2 separate regions of the Homo sapiens genome follow, and region 1 is linked to region 2. The links are chromatin contacts, found by Hi-C or POLR2A ChIA-PET in ENCODE. All regions are on one chromosome and are shown on one strand. Each heading gives the region's core, a stretch centred on a gene start or an enhancer-like site at or near the end of the contact. The rest is flanking DNA. Distances are from core to core; before and after follow the strand shown.

Region 1 (2,700 bases), core at 170-2,669, 66 kb after region 2:
ATGGGGTTTCACCATGTTGGCCAGGCTTGTCTCAAACTCCTCACCTCGTAATTTACCCACCTTGGCCTCCCAGACTGCTGGGATTATAGGTGTGAGCCACCGCCCCCAACCTTCTACTTTCATTAATTGTAATTCTGCTGTAAGGTAGAGCTTTCCCATCTGTTCTATTTATAGTTAGTGTAGTATAGACTCATGGATATTTGTTTTAGTCTGAATTATATTGTTACCCTCACTGCTTATTTTGTTGCTCAGCCTTTCTTTGTCTTTTAAATTTGTGTGTGTCTTTTGAGTTTCTGTGTATTAGCTATTTTTAAAAGTGCAGTTTAATAAATATACAACATTTGGTTTGTTTAGATTTTAAGTTACATATTATGTCATTTCATCAAACATATATTAACCTACAAAAACAATTGTGTTGTTAGGACCATATTATTTCCATGTATTTGCAGTGCTTACAGCCAAGTTACCAATAATTTAAGCAAATGTTCTTGGTTCCTCTATTTTATTCTAGTCCCCCTCCCTTCCCCTCCCCTCCCCCCTCTGACAGGCTCTCACTCTGTTGCCTAGGCTGGAATACGGTGGGATGATAATGGCAGTCCCAAACTCCTGGGCCTAAACGATTGATCCTCTTCCTCAGCTCCTGAGTAGCTGGGACTACACGCATGTTGTTTTCTTTTGTAGAGATGGGGACTCACTTTGTTGACCAGGCTGGTTTTGTACTTCTGGCCTCAAGCAATTCTCTCCCCTTAGCCTCACGAAGTATTAGGATTACAGGCATGAGCCACTGCACCCAGCCTGTTTCCCCTTTTATACTGATTCTCTTCCTTCCCTATTGAAACAAAGTTTGTGATTAATGGTTTAACAAGCTGGAATCCACTGTTTGCATAATGTGAAATTCAGTTAGCAAGATTGACAGTACTCCCTCTTAGAGCAAAACCATATGTACTTACTTAGCGGTACCACTTGAAAAAGGAACATCTATGTTTCTAAGACAAAGACTGTGTTTTCCAAGAGCTACTGTGAAGTGAGTTGTTTCTCAAAGATTCCTTCTTTTTTTTTTTTTTTTTTTTTTGAGACGGAGTCTCACTCTGTTGCCCAGGCTGGAGTGCAGTGGCATGATCTCGGCTCACTGCAACCTCCGCCTCCTGGGTTCAAACTATTCCCCTGCCTCAGCCTCCCAAGTAGCTAGGACTACAGCACGTGCCACCATGCCTGGCTAATTTTTTGCATTTTTAGTAGAGACACTGCAGCGGGATAATTAAGGAATCAGAGAGACCGGAGGGGTTGAGGAGGAATTATTTAATTGTTTAGGTGCATCAACCCAGTCAGATTAACATCCAAAGGACTGAGCCTTGAACAAAAAGTCAAGCTACCTTTTAAGCATTTCGTGGGGTGGGGGTAGATCTGTGCAGGGGGAAGCGTATTACAGAAGCAAGAAACAAAGACAGTTATTCAGTTAAGACATGCATTACATCATTTCTTACTTTTTAAGGAACAACATGTTTTACGACTTGAGATTATCTGTCTAGTGACCTTGCAGCTGCACAGCTAGAGAAACAGGGTCTTCACAATGCCTGGGAAGTGGAGAGATAAGGCTCACTAGCCACAGAGGGAAAAACAGGCAGTTAATTTTAAAGGACTCCAGCTCTTTCTCTTCCTCAGGGGGAATTGGGTTTTCTTACATACAACTGAGTTTTTGCTTACACATTCTTTAATTTCTTTTAATTTCTGTTCCAACGGTGTTTCACCATGTTAGCCAGGATGGTCTCAATCTTGTGACCTCAGGATCCACCCTCCTCAGCCTCCCAAAGTGCTGGGATTACAGGCATGAGCCACTGTGCCCAGCCCTCAAAGATTCCTTCTGAGGATGACGTTGATAACTGTAAAAATGACATTAAGTGATAAAGATTGCTTGAGTCTGCACTGTGCCCTTTTAGTTATAACATGCGGTTTCAGAATAAGGACTGTTATTACCTATAAGAATATGAAATTTTTTTAAAGGATTCAGGTAAAAAAGAATATGAAATTTTTTTCTCATTTTTTCAACTCTTCTGGTGTTGGGTCATAATTGTGATGTGATATATCCTCTGTAAGTGGGTAAGAGGTGAACTTTATGAACTGAAATGGCAAGCATGGATTAGCTGAATTTTTTTTTCGAATTTTTTTTTTTTTAATTTTTTTAGTATTTATTGATCATTCTTGGGTGTTTCTCGGAGAGGGGGATTTGGCAAGGTCATAGGACAATAGTGGAGGGAAGGTCAGCAGATAAACATGTGAACAAAGGTCTCTGGTTTTCCTAGGCAGTGGGCCCTGCTGCCTTCCGCAGTGTTTGTGTCCCTGGGTACTTGAGATTAGGGAGTGGTGATGACTCTTAACAAGCATGCTGCCTTCAAGCATCTGTTTAACAAAGCACATCTTGCACCACCCTTAATCCATTTAACCCTTAGTGGACACAGCACATGTTTCAGAGAGCACGGGGTTGGGGGTAAGGTTATAGATTAACAACATCCCAAGGCAGAAGAATTTTTCTTAGTACAGAACAAAATGGAGTCTCCTATGTCTACTTCTTTCTACACAGACACAGCAACAATCTGATCTCTCTTTCTTTTCCCCACATTTCCCCCTTTTCTGTTCGACCAAACTGCCATCGTCATCGTGGCCCGTTCTCAATGAGCTGTTGGGTATACCTCCCAGACGGGG
Region 2 (2,823 bases), core at 200-2,699:
TTAGACGCATAACAAGTCAGTCGCTAAAACCACTAATTAAAAGGGGTGTGAGGAAGACCAACTCATAACTGCTTTGGAAGCATACAATTAGCAGTGCTGCTGCTCCTGCCAGGTGTGCTGGAATTTATTATACAGTTTCTAATAGTTCACTCTTAGGACATAATTTTGTAGTTTGTTGCTCATAGAAGGGGCAACAAAACTACAAAATCCTGTGTTATTCCTTCGTGGAAATTCGGTCATAAATTCTGAGACCTTGAAGGCCAGAGTTGTTAAAACATAATATAATATGATGACACAGATCAGCTTCTATACAAGGAGCCCGGGAGTCTGATGAAGTGTTTCCATCGGGAAAACGCCCCCGCCTACTCGCTCACACACGCTTGTTTCTCCCGCCAAAGTGACGTCAGGCCGAAGCTCTCACCAAACAGCGCCCTGATTGGCGGACAGGCAGGCGCTGCAGCCCATTGGGCGCCGGCGGCGGCCGAGCAAGGAAAACCAAAGGCTCTTCGGTCTCGCCCGCCCCACCCCCACGGACGCGCGCCCCGACCCCGGCCAAAGGAAGGGTTGCCCGGCTCCAGCCCTGCACCCCCGACCCCCGGCCTCAGGTGCAGCTCCGCAGCCATCCCCGGACCAGGGCGGGCACTTGGCCTGTTGCTCAGCGCAACCACCCTCGCCCTCCCGAGCCATGCACAGGGAGACAAGCGTCCGGCCCCGGCCCCCCAGGCCTCCCTGCAGCACCCCGTAATGTAATGCACTGGGGCGGGGGAGGCGGGGGAGGCGGCGGCGGCGGCAACCGCGGAGGCGCGGCGGCAGCCGCACTGCCCCAATCTAGACACATCCAGAAGAGGAGGAAAATGGCTCCGAGCAGGGACCGCCTGCTGCACTTTGGGTTCAAGGCGACAGTGAGTGACAGGGGAAGGGAGCTGGGTGGCCGGGAAGGATGCGGGTGCCTTACAGGATCCTGGGGAACAAGTGACGAGGGGCGACGGGCGCGGGCAGAGGCTGAGGTTCTGTGCAGGCAGGTGCGTGCCTGTTTGCCCGCGGAGGGAGGAGAGGGGGACACGGGGCAGAAGAGGGGCCCCCGCGCAGAGTGCGGTACTGCTCTACTCTCCCTCGCTGGTCCGCGAGCACGCGCGCACTCGCATCCGCCCCACAGACCCCCTTTTCCACACGCACAGGCACTTCCCTGCCTCGCCTTCTCCCGATGGGCTCGTCTGCCTCGGAGGCGCAGGGGGTCGTGCCGCCGCCGCGCACCGGCTGCTCCCGGGAGCGCCGTCAGGGCCGGCCCCGTGTGGGGGAGGGGTGGTCTCGCGCCGCCGCCGCCGCGCTCCTCCCCTCCCGCCCCTCCCCCTCCCGGGCGCTCCGAGGCCCGGGCGGCTCTGTCCAATGAGCAGCGGCGTTGCTGGCAGGTGGGGAGTGTTTTTGTTTTGGGTTGAAGTTGAGGCTGAGGAGAGAGCCGAGCTAGCGACGAGCAGTCGTTGCGGCCGCCGGCGCCGCGGGAGGTGGTGGAGGCCTAGCCGGAGCCGAGAGGTCTCTTGTTCCCGTCCCACGGTCCCGGCGTCACCCCTCCGGCGCCCAGTCCCCGTCCCGGAACTCCCGGGCCTGTCCTGGGCCCCCGGTCTGTGCACTCCGCTCGCCGCAGCGCCCGGCCCGGGCCGCACCCGCCGGCCCCATGAGGAGGGACGTGAACGGAGTGACCAAGAGCAGGTTTGAGGTGTGAGCTTGGGGGGCTCGGGCGGCGTGAGGAGGGCGGGTCGCGCGCTCTAATCCCAAAACGTCCGCTCCGCACGGAGCCTCCTCCCTGGCAGGCGCCGTCACCCACCCACTGGCGGGGCTGCCAGACTCCGCTCCCCTTTCTTGCGACCCAGAAGCCCAGCGCAGCCCGGTGCCCCCAGTCCCCTCGCCGGTTCGCCCCCCGTCTCTTCCCACCAGCGGGCCCCCGCGGGGGATTAGCTCGGGCGCCCTAATTCCACCCTCCTCCAGGATCGCTCAGCTTTCCATTCTTTACACAACCCTTGGCTTGCCTCCTTCCACCCAGCCATCACGGCTCCGGTCCACCAGAGCCTGCTGCTTTTCTCGCTGCTACCTTCATGACGCGTTTGTTGTCTGTTGAGGGAGGAAATTAGGGGATGGGTACCATTTCTCCGAGTTTGAGACCTTGGTGAAACTAGGGAAGTGGGGACGGTAGTTTGGGATGATAGAGGCTACCACGGGTTTTCGGTGCTGTGTTTGGTTTGGGTATTGTTCTGATACTTCCTCTGCTTTCCCGTTTAGTCTGTACTTCTGTAGCTCATTGTTCCTTGGGAACCCTTGGATGTCTACATGCTTTGAGATTGGGACGAAAGTTCAGCAAATCCATTCCGGTCTGTCTTTCAGGAACTTTTTCTCCTCTAGCGAGGGAGGTTTACTGTCCTGGAATTGAGGAGTGGACGGTCTTGAAAGCGTCTTTAGAGAGTAGTCATCTTGCAAGGAAGAGATTCCTTTGGGAAGTGAAATATTGTAACTACTGATGAATTACAGTAGTATAACAATATACTGGAAGGTTCCTTGAGGGTCAAGAGAAAGAAACTTCTACAGGAAGAGTAAATGTCACCTGGTCTTTTCTGGCAGAGAACCAGGCTGACCTGGGATCACTCACAGCTCAGTGGACAATCTCACTCGGTGTTTTTCTTCATCTCCATTTGAGAGATGAAATTGTAAGACGGCGAGACAAAAGTTTAAGAAACTCGACAACTAGGTTCAGGGTGTGAAAACTTTTAAGGGTTGTCAGTTTAATCTATTCTTTGATTTCTTATTATGCGAACTGGGAAATAATTTGAATTG

Evidence for each region. Hi-C counts contacts between places; a loop is a spot of excess contacts on that map. ChIA-PET counts read pairs that join two places held with the same protein, here RNA polymerase II (POLR2A). Pooled maps may share reads with other maps.
Region 1: a loop to region 2 is called in a pooled map, with 4 times the contacts of the local background. The contact joins the enhancer-like site here to the promoter of FBXL20 in region 2. A Hi-C loop is called at or near these places in 3 of 168 maps with a recorded cell type or tissue (GM11168, IMR-90 and posterior cingulate gyrus) and 2 of 50 pooled maps. POLR2A ChIA-PET finds 5 or more read pairs at or near these places in 5 of 52 experiments (H1, HEK293, OCI-LY7 and 2 more).

Annotation. Positions count from the first base shown.
Region 1 is chr17:39,333,955-39,336,654 of GRCh38, reverse strand. All of the region lies in intron 2 of FBXL20 (F-box and leucine rich repeat protein 20), which reads left to right. Among named protein-coding and RNA genes, the nearest start is that of MIR548BC, 38 kb to the right of the region's middle. Within about 2 kb of position 1,419, at least 4 of the 41 ENCODE cell types and tissues checked have a DNase peak (open chromatin) inside an H3K27ac peak, as active enhancers do.
Region 2 is chr17:39,400,252-39,403,074 of GRCh38, reverse strand. It overlaps FBXL20 (F-box and leucine rich repeat protein 20), which reads left to right and starts at 1,449. Exons shown (of 15, transcript NM_032875.3): 1 at 1,449-1,714. The coding sequence starts at 1,673. RefSeq lists silencers at 300-464, 430-819, 1,070-1,149, 1,180-1,379, 1,410-1,839 and 1 more.